Regions from separate parts of the Homo sapiens genome. Here region 2 is linked to region 1. A link is a loop called in an ENCODE intact Hi-C map of the cell type or tissue named here. Cell type or tissue: B cell. All regions are shown on one strand. Links, peaks and the distances in the headings refer to the core of each region. The heading gives the core; the rest is flanking DNA. Region 1 has its middle 130 kb from the start of SGIP1. Region 2 overlaps C1orf141 (chromosome 1 open reading frame 141).

Region 1 (4,398 bases), core at 219-4,218:
ATAAATGTTTGCTTAATAACAGAGAATGAATGAACCCAGCTTTGTCAAAGCAAAACAGATCTGCATTTAAATCCAGGCTACGTGATCTTGGGTCAGTGATTGCACTATCTAAACCTCTGTTTTTCTCATCTATAAAGTAGGAATCAAAATATTTGCCTCATAGGGTGGTACGAGAGAATGAATGCAAAGTGCTTAGCAGGACGCCAGCACATAGCGTGCACCCAATAAATATTTGCTGTATGCTTGAAAGAATGTTTAGTCACAGCGTTGTGATCCATGGGCCTTTGGCCGGATAAACTAGAAATTCATTTTATGAAGCCAGCATAAGAATGGTGGTGGACTAGTAAGGAATCACAAATGGTGACAAAAATAGCAGTTCTCATGGCAGTGAGGGATTGCTGGGCAGAGAATGGTGACTTGTTCCTCTCTTAAACTGTTGATGATTGGGGCGATAGCATAATTTACAATGGTAGAGAGAAGGCTCCTAGGTGAATTGTAGAGAGGAAGGTGTGGGTTGTAAGCACAGGCATTGGAGACAGACGGATGTTTAATATGTGCTAGACACTTTGCTAGGCTACTAAATTGTTTCCTCATTACAGAATAAGGGTGATAATACCTACTTTATGGGGTTCCCTCTGATTAGTTAATATATTAATTAATGTAACATACTTAACACACTGGCTGGCACAATAGGATATGCTTAGCAAAAAAATAGGTATATTGATATTAGAGGGAAAACATTTTGAGGTTTATGGTCCTCATTGCAATTCTAGTGTTTTTTGTTTTGTTTTTGTCTTTTTTGTTTTAATGCTCCCGGTTTCCATAGCAGTCCATACTGTTTTTTTATTCCATCACCTTGCTGTGTGACCCTGGGCCACCCGCTTTTCTTCTCTAGGCCTCTGTTTCCTAGAGAGTAAGAGAGTTTCCTTGTGCAGTGGATGCTGTGGTGTGCCACCTAAATCCCACCTTTAAAACAAAGGCATTCAGTGCCCCCAGTGGTTGCAAACATTGCCTGCTGATGGCCCATAAGTAAATTCCTCTTTGAAAATGGCTCTCTTTACCAAAGGTAACTGCCTTATCCAAGGTTACACACAACCTCTCCCTGGAAGCTGGTCTGTGCAGAGATACGAAGGTCAGAGAGGTTAATCTGAGACATCTCTAAAAGGCCAACCCAGATTCAGAACTCCCCCATGGGATCAGCTTAAACCTCTGTTTCATTCTATTCAACTCTCTCTGCCCAGTCCTGTTTCCCTTGGTCCCTTATAGATGTTCCCGAGAGCACTCTCCAAGAAACATCTGGCAAAAATCTCCCTCTATGAGTCTGTTTCCAGGAAACCTGACCAGTGGCATTTTGGGTAATTTCAGCTTCAGTCTGTCTGATCTCAAAATTATTTTGGTTTGTTGTATTTGGGTTAGGTTATAAGGAATTGAGATGCATTACAGAGGAAGATCAAGGATATCTTCCCGTGAAATCCTTAATACAGGCTCTTTAGAAAATTCTCTGATGAGGATCTTAAACTAATGTGAGAGTGGGGCTAATACTTTCAAGAAGGACATGAGGTTTTAAGCAAGTAGCAGATGTCATTTCGAGCTGCTGACAAAGGATTTTGGAGCTTGAGGCACACGTAGTACACAACTCTATTAGACATGACTTTCAAGGACCTACATGGAAACCTGGACATCAAGCCTGCAGGATAGATGTTGAAAACACTCAAGTTTTCTTCCCCAAAGTGCTGCATGCAGATTCTGCTGAGACTGTATCTTCTTGCCAGCAAGAAGCATAGACATTGGCAAATGCTGCCTCGATTTCAGGACTAGGAAATTATGAAAATCAGCTGGGATAGGGAGATCTGGTACTGTCCAAAAGCACCAGCTTTTGCTGGAAGTTTTCTCCCTGACAGCAGGCATTTCCGTGCTTGGAAGGGTGAGAAGAGCTTGCCTTTTACTGCAGAGATGTAGGGATATTGACCAAGGCAGGATGACCCCAGATGTTCCTTCAGTACCCTTCAGAAAGTGAATAGTGTGCTCAGTCCCTCAGAGTGTGGTAAGAGCTCCTCCAAAAACAGTGTGTGCAAAAGGAGTCACAGCTGCAGCTGGTGTTCGCACTGGTGTCCCTGGGGACCTGACACTTGGAGTCATGTGAGTCCTCTGTCTGGCTCAGAAGCAAAGCTGCAGAGCCAAGAAGCTAAATCCATTCTTCACAAATACTCCCATGAGGGGAGGATGCAAAGCAGCCAGGCTAGACTCATAGGAGGCCAGGATGTGGGGATGGTTTTAGGGTCTAAGCAGATGAGCAGAGAAGGAGTCCTTCTTGCAGGTCTAGGTAGAGAACATTTACCGGAAACTCCTGACATATACAGAGGGGTTAAGGATGTGTCTTACAGTCAGAAAATAGACACTTCCTTGGGCAAGGTATTTAACTCTTATGAATTTATATATTCTCCTTCTGTAAAGGGCATTGGCTTTATAAGTTGCTGTGAGGACTCAGTGAGGTCACATACTTGCAGCATGTAGCACAGGCCCTGAGCCTCAGCATGCACTCTGGAGTGATCACTGTCTTTATCTTCATTCTCCAAGGTGGCTGGAGGTGAGAGGTGCAGGCTGGAGCAGTGTGAGCTCTGGGTGCTTTTAGGACAGGTGTCCACCAGGACTCCATTTAGGAGATCCTGCCTGCAACACATAGCAACTTGTGCCTGGAATTGTTATTGTGTCCAGACTGGGTCATCCTCCTGCCTTTGAAGCCTGAATCACTGTCTTTGACAGAAAAGGATTATCTTTCCCTTCAAATATTCCTTAGTAGTTTATTCTAGTCTCTCTTGACTCCAGTGGACATCTAGTTTAAAATAGCAGAAGCGACTAGCGGAGTTATTTTTCTTCATTATTAATGGCATTATTGCAACAAATTTTGATTTATTGAGTGCCTATGTGCTATCTCATTTAATCTTCATTCTCACTACTGAGTGAGGCAGCTTCGTTACACAGAATGAGTTTAAGAAAAAAGAAAAAACGGGGTAGAAGCAACATAGTAGCCAATAAAGCTGGTTCATGAGTACATGTGGGATTCCACCTGGGGATTCCCAGAAATCACTGGAGCATACTCTACAGGACCATGGGTTTTTTTCATGTGGCAAGAGCAGCCACAGTACATGTTAGGAAGTCTTCTGAAATCTCCTAATCCAAGATTTTATAATTTGGTATAAAACATCTTCAATATCCTTCTCCACATCTCTGGGTCAGGATTTCCCTAAGCCAGAGAAAACAAACTTCAATTCTTACCTTTTAACACTCTCCTTGACATGGGAGTTCACCTCTTTAATTAAACCTTTAGGCCAGGCATGGTGGCTCACACCTGTAATACCAGTGTTTTGGCAGGCTGAGTCAGGAGGATCATTTGAAGCCAAGGGTTTGAGATCAGCCTGAAAAACACAGTGAGACCCCATCCCTACAAAAACAAAACAAAACAAAACAAAACAAAATTTGCCAGGCATGGTGGTGTGTGCCTGTAGTCCCAGCTACTCCGGAGGCTGAGGTTGGAGGATCACTTAAGCCTGGGAGGTAGAGACTGCAGTGAACCCTGACGGCACCACTGCACTCCAGTCTGGGTGACAGAGTGAGACCCTGCCTCTAAAACAAAACAAAACAAAACAAGACAAGACAAGACAAGACAAGACAAGACAAGACAAGACAAGACAAAACAGGCTTAGTCCAGGCATGGGGCTGTGAGGGAGAGAAATAGACTGATCTCAGGATTACTGAGAAACGTCTAGCACTACCTGTGAGAGTCAGAACCTCTTTGAGAGCATTTCTCAAAGCTTTCTTGTGGATTTCCCTCCTGATGCACTCCTTTTCCGTGAAATAAGTTAGAACCTTCCCAGATTTCCTTTGATTTGGAAAGGTCCCTAAACACAGGACCTGGCTTCTTTCCTTCCTTTTGTCCTCTTTTCCTTCCTTTCCCTTCCCTTCCCTTCCCTTCCTTTGCTTTCCTTTCCTTTTTCCTCCCCCTCCTCCTCCTCCTCCTCCTCGTTCTTCTTCCTCTACCATTCTCTATCTTTGTGCATTTGGGCAAATGACTCACCTTTCCAAACCTCAGTTTTTCTCTCTAAAATGTCTGAGGTAAATTCTAACATCCCTTTCAGTCCTAAAATCAAAGTTCACACTAACACTCAGAATAGTAAATAAGAACTTGGACACTGGAGTCAGGACTGGGTTTGAAGCCCAGGTTTGCAACTTACTGCATGATCTTAGGCTAGAAGGGCACATTCTTTGTACCTTCATTTCTCTAATATGGAGAGAATGCTGACCTACGGTGAGCAGGATTTGGTGTGATAAATGTATTGAGTGTGCATGTACCTAATTCTGCTCTAAGTTCTTTCTACGTGTTGACTCATTTCATTAGCA
Region 2 (4,398 bases), core at 315-4,314, 710 kb before region 1:
CCAGGCATGTCTCTTTCAAATGTGAGCCTGAACCTAGAAAGAGTAATTTTGAAAAGTCAAATTTAAGACCATTCTTTATTCAAACAAATGTAAAAAATAAAGAAAGTGAGTCAACAGGTAATGCTTTGTGTAACATATTTACTTCTTTGATTTATTAATGGGTGCTTTATTTATTTTATTATTTACCGATGTGTGTCTTAAAGGTTCTTGATAATTTGATCTCTGTCAAAAGCATTTCCATGAACTATAAAAAAGAACTTACTAAGAAGAAGAGATGTTAAATATCAGAATGGACAATTTATACAATTCACAAAATAGGAATATATTTTTATGTTTATAGTGTTATGTGTTGTTTTCTTCTAGAAAGAAAATCTCTGAGTTTCCTTTCAGCTCAATGCTGAGAATTTCCTTGTTATTGTTTTTTAGAAGTCAAGTATGAACAGCTTGCTTAATAGAAACTTACTTTCAAGTTAGAAATTTTAGGAATCTGGCTGGGTGGGCACGCTGGCTTACGCCTCTAATCCCAGCACTTTGGGAGGCCGAGGCGGGTGGATCCCCTGAGGTCAGGAGTTCGAGACCAGCCTGGCCAACATGGCGAAACCCCGTCTCTATTAAACGTACAAAAATTAGCCGGGCATGGTGGTGCGTGCCTGTAATCCCAGCTACTCAGGAGACTAGGCAGAAGAATCGCTTGAACCCAGGAGGCAGAGGCTGCAGTGAGCTGAGATCGTGCCACTGCACTCCAGCCTGGGTGACAAGAGCGAGACTCCATCTCAAAATAAAAAAGAAATTTTAGGAGTCCGTGAGCTAGGAATCAGCATTATCAGTTCTCAGAGAATTTGAGCTTTTCGTGTTGCCTTCGTTTTTCTCTTTCTCTCCATTATCAAACAATCATTCAATTGCATAATTCTCATCAACCTTCTTAACTGAGGTTTCTTGACTCCACATCACCCCCTATTGCTTAATTTCTCTATTATGCTTCATAACTTGATTTCTCAAAGGATTTGTTATACACATTGTTATTTTATTTCTCATGATTCACTTTCATAATGTCATATTTCCTTATGTGTCTTATTATCTTTGAATGTGTGCTGGACGGTATTTGGAAAATTATTTATAGGAACAATTTGAGAACTAGGGTGATGATACGTTACTCCAGAAAAGATTTTTTTTTTTTTTATTGTTTATGCCAGGTATATGGAGGCAGTACTTGTCAGAACATACTAAAGCATTCAAGGCTTCACTTTCCCTAAAACATCCAGGTGGCAATCTTAACTATTCTAGTTCACCCTAAGGTTGTAACCCTTTTGGATCCCAGGTAAAATGAATAGGTGTGGGGGTTTTTTGTGTGTGGGGGAAGGGAACTGGAGAACATTTAAATATCAAAACTTTGGACCTTTGGTCAGCTTTTTGTTTTTTTCTATCTCAAGCCATGAAGCTTCCAAAACTTGATCTTACCTTCACATCACAAATACTCTCAGGGAAAAAGTGGCTTGGCATGTTGGGCTTCCCTATCTGAGTTCTTATCTTCTCCTAGATTTAAGACCAGGGATCCCTTATCATCTTTTAAGTCAATGATTCTCTTTAGACTTTAAAAAATATTCAATCTAGCCTTTTAAGGTGTTTTCAGCAGGAGGGCTGTTACTAATCACCTGGCCTTCCATAATGGTAGCAAAAATCTCTAATCCATTTTCTTTCCTTAAATCATATAGTGATCTTTTAAAAGTAGGCTGATCCTGATTAAAGCCTCTTCAGCGGATTCTCATTGTACTTAGTATGAAACTTGTACTTCTTACAAAGACCTGGCCGGGCACGGTGGCTCATGGCTGTAATCCCAGCACTTTGAGATGCCAAGGCAAGTGGATCACTTGAGGTCAAGAGTTTGAGGCCAGCCTGACCAACATGGCGAAACCCTGTCTGTACTAAAAATACAAAATTAGCCGGGCATGGTAGTACACACCTGTCATCCCAGCTACTTGAGAGGCTGAGGCAGGAGAATCCCTTGAACCCAGGAGGCAGAGGTTGCAGTAAGCTGAGATTGCACCATTGCACTCTAGCCTGGGCAACAAGAGTGAAACTCCATCTAAAAAAAAAGAAAGAAAAGAAACAAAGACCTGTATATTGTGAACCTTGTGTGTGTATTCAGCCTCATTCCCTACCTCCCTGGCCTTCATTTAAATTGCATCTTCAACCAGGCAGGGTGGTTCACACCTGTAATCCCAGATCTTTGGGAGGTCAAGGTAGGCAGATCACTTGAGGTCAGGAGCTCAAGACCAGCCTGGCCAACATGGTGAAACCCCATCTCTACTAAAAATACAAAAATTAGCCGGGTGTGGTGGTGCACACTTGTAATCCCAGCTACTTGGGAGGCTGAGGCATGAGAATCACTTGAACCCAGGAGGTGGAGACTGCAGTGAACTGAGATGGTGCCACTGCACTCCAGCCTGGGCGACAGAGCAAGACTCTATCTCAAAATAAATAAACAAATTGCAACTTCATTAGCCTCTTTTCAGTACAACTACCAGATTGCCTGAAAGGAATATATATTTTCCCCTCTGCCTAGACACACCAATACTCTATTCATGCAACTTGTAGCTCATTTGCATATTTTGGTTAATGTCATCTGTTCAGAGAGGCGTCCTCTGACTACGCTATCAACAATATACCTCTTTTATGGTTCTCCCTCACCAAAGTGTGTTTATTTCTGTTACAGAATAAATTTCAATTATTCACCCCTTGGTTTTTTGTTTTTTGGTGGTTTTCTTTTTCTGACACGGTCTCACTCTGTTGCCCAGGCTGGAATGCAGCAGTGTGGTCACGGCTCACTGCAGCTTCGACCTCCCTGGCTCAGTAATCCTCCCACCTCAGTCTCTTGAGTAGCTGAGACTACAGACACACCACCACACTCAGCTAATTTTTGTACTTTTTTTTTAGAGACAGGGTTTCACCATGTTGCCCAGGCTAGTCTCAAACTCCTGGGCTCCAGTGATCCACCTGTCCTGGCCTCCCAAAGTGCTGGGGTTATAGGTGTAAGCCACTGCACAAGTCCAATGTCTTGTTTTTTTGTTTGTTTATTTTCCATATTACCCACTAAAATGTATGCATCATTGGGCAGGAGTCACAATTCCAGAGTCCATCAGTGTCTGGCATATAGTTGATCAACAAATAACTATTGATTGAATGACTACCAGACTCCGTATTAAATTTGTTACATCTATTATTTCATTTAACTCAGAAAGTATTTCTATAAGTGCTATTGTTTCCAGTTAACAAATGAGGAAAGTAAGACTCACAGATGTTAAGTAACTTTCCTATGGCTATGGCTATGTAACCCACACAAAAAGGTGCAATTTGGACCCAGGCTATCTAAGTCCAAAGTCTGTATGCCTGACCCCTGCACCATACTTACTTTAAGAATATCCATTGGATGATAATTCAGATTACTAAAACTCATAACTGAATATGAGAGAAATGCAGGTAGAAGGGACTATTTCTATTTCTCTTTTCAAAGGAATTAGCCAAAATATTTTTTGAATAACACATATGATTCTATTTTATTTAGAAATCCATCATTTTCCAAGACAATATAGCTTTATCATATAATAGTAAATAATTGAAAGTTATAGTCTGTTAATAGAAATTCACTTTAAGGCAAATTATTCTAAAATAGATTTAGCTCTAACCATGTACAAGCAATGCATATGTAAGTAAATAAAATTATTCTTTTACATTTCTTAAAAGTTTACTGCAGTGGAGAAAATGGTTGATTGGGTTTAATTAGAAGTAACTTAATAGCATGGAAATACTTATGTTTGTTTCTTTAGAGCCAGTAGAAGAACATCTAAAATCAAGATCTATTAGACCCTATCTTTATCTTAAGGATACAACTGAGGTAGGTGTAATTTGTATACTCAGTAATTACTTAATAGAAATTCAAATTAGTCCTAATAATTTTATATATGCTCCTACAAATCCAAAATTCAAGTGAATTTTAGGATTCAAAATGATAAAATGTTAAAGTGATTTCATCTCTGATATTATGTAAAACTTTATGTATGGAGACAGTAGAGAAGATAATATATTATTTGTTGGAGATATTTCAATACAGTAGAGATTATTGAACATGGTAAGGACTAGCACTTATAAAGTCAGTTAAGACAGAGCATCATAAAAAACATACATGTAAAACTTAAACATCCAAATTTATTAAATAAAAATATATATCAATTTGTTAATCTTTTAATGTGTAACCAAGACCTTTTTTTGAGTATGCTATGTGTGGTGGTTAATTAAATTACATAATTGCAATAGCAACTACCAGAAAGAGGTTTGGAACCAACACTATTGACTCTTGATAATCACTTCAGCAGAAGTTCATGGGCATGCTGAAGAGTGACT

What was found. Hi-C counts contacts between places; a loop is a spot of excess contacts. Peaks named below come from ENCODE experiments on the same cell type or tissue, not always from the same donor. Only the 100,000 strongest peaks of a DNase experiment are listed, where the experiment ranks them.
Region 2: it touches region 1 in a loop (9-fold over the local background); 1 of 110 quality-filtered maps calls a loop at or near these places.

What each region holds. Positions count from the first base shown.
Region 1 is chr1:66,400,129-66,404,526 of GRCh38, reverse strand. No RefSeq gene overlaps it. Among named protein-coding and RNA genes, the nearest start is that of SGIP1, 130 kb to the left of the region's middle. RefSeq lists enhancers at 3,021-3,150, 3,281-3,330, 3,421-3,500, 2,992-4,191. In B cell, for the core only: no CTCF peak of the experiment used is centred there; DNase peaks (open chromatin) are centred at 996, 2,126 and 3,076; H3K27ac peaks cover 1,235 bases.
Region 2 is chr1:67,111,071-67,115,468 of GRCh38, reverse strand. It overlaps C1orf141 (chromosome 1 open reading frame 141), which reads left to right. Exons shown (of 8, transcript NM_001276351.2): 5 at 5-117. Among named protein-coding and RNA genes, the nearest start is that of C1orf141, 22 kb to the left of the region's middle. In B cell, for the core only: no CTCF peak of the experiment used is centred there; a DNase peak (open chromatin) is centred at 2,768; H3K4me3 peaks cover 666 bases; H3K27ac peaks cover 608 bases.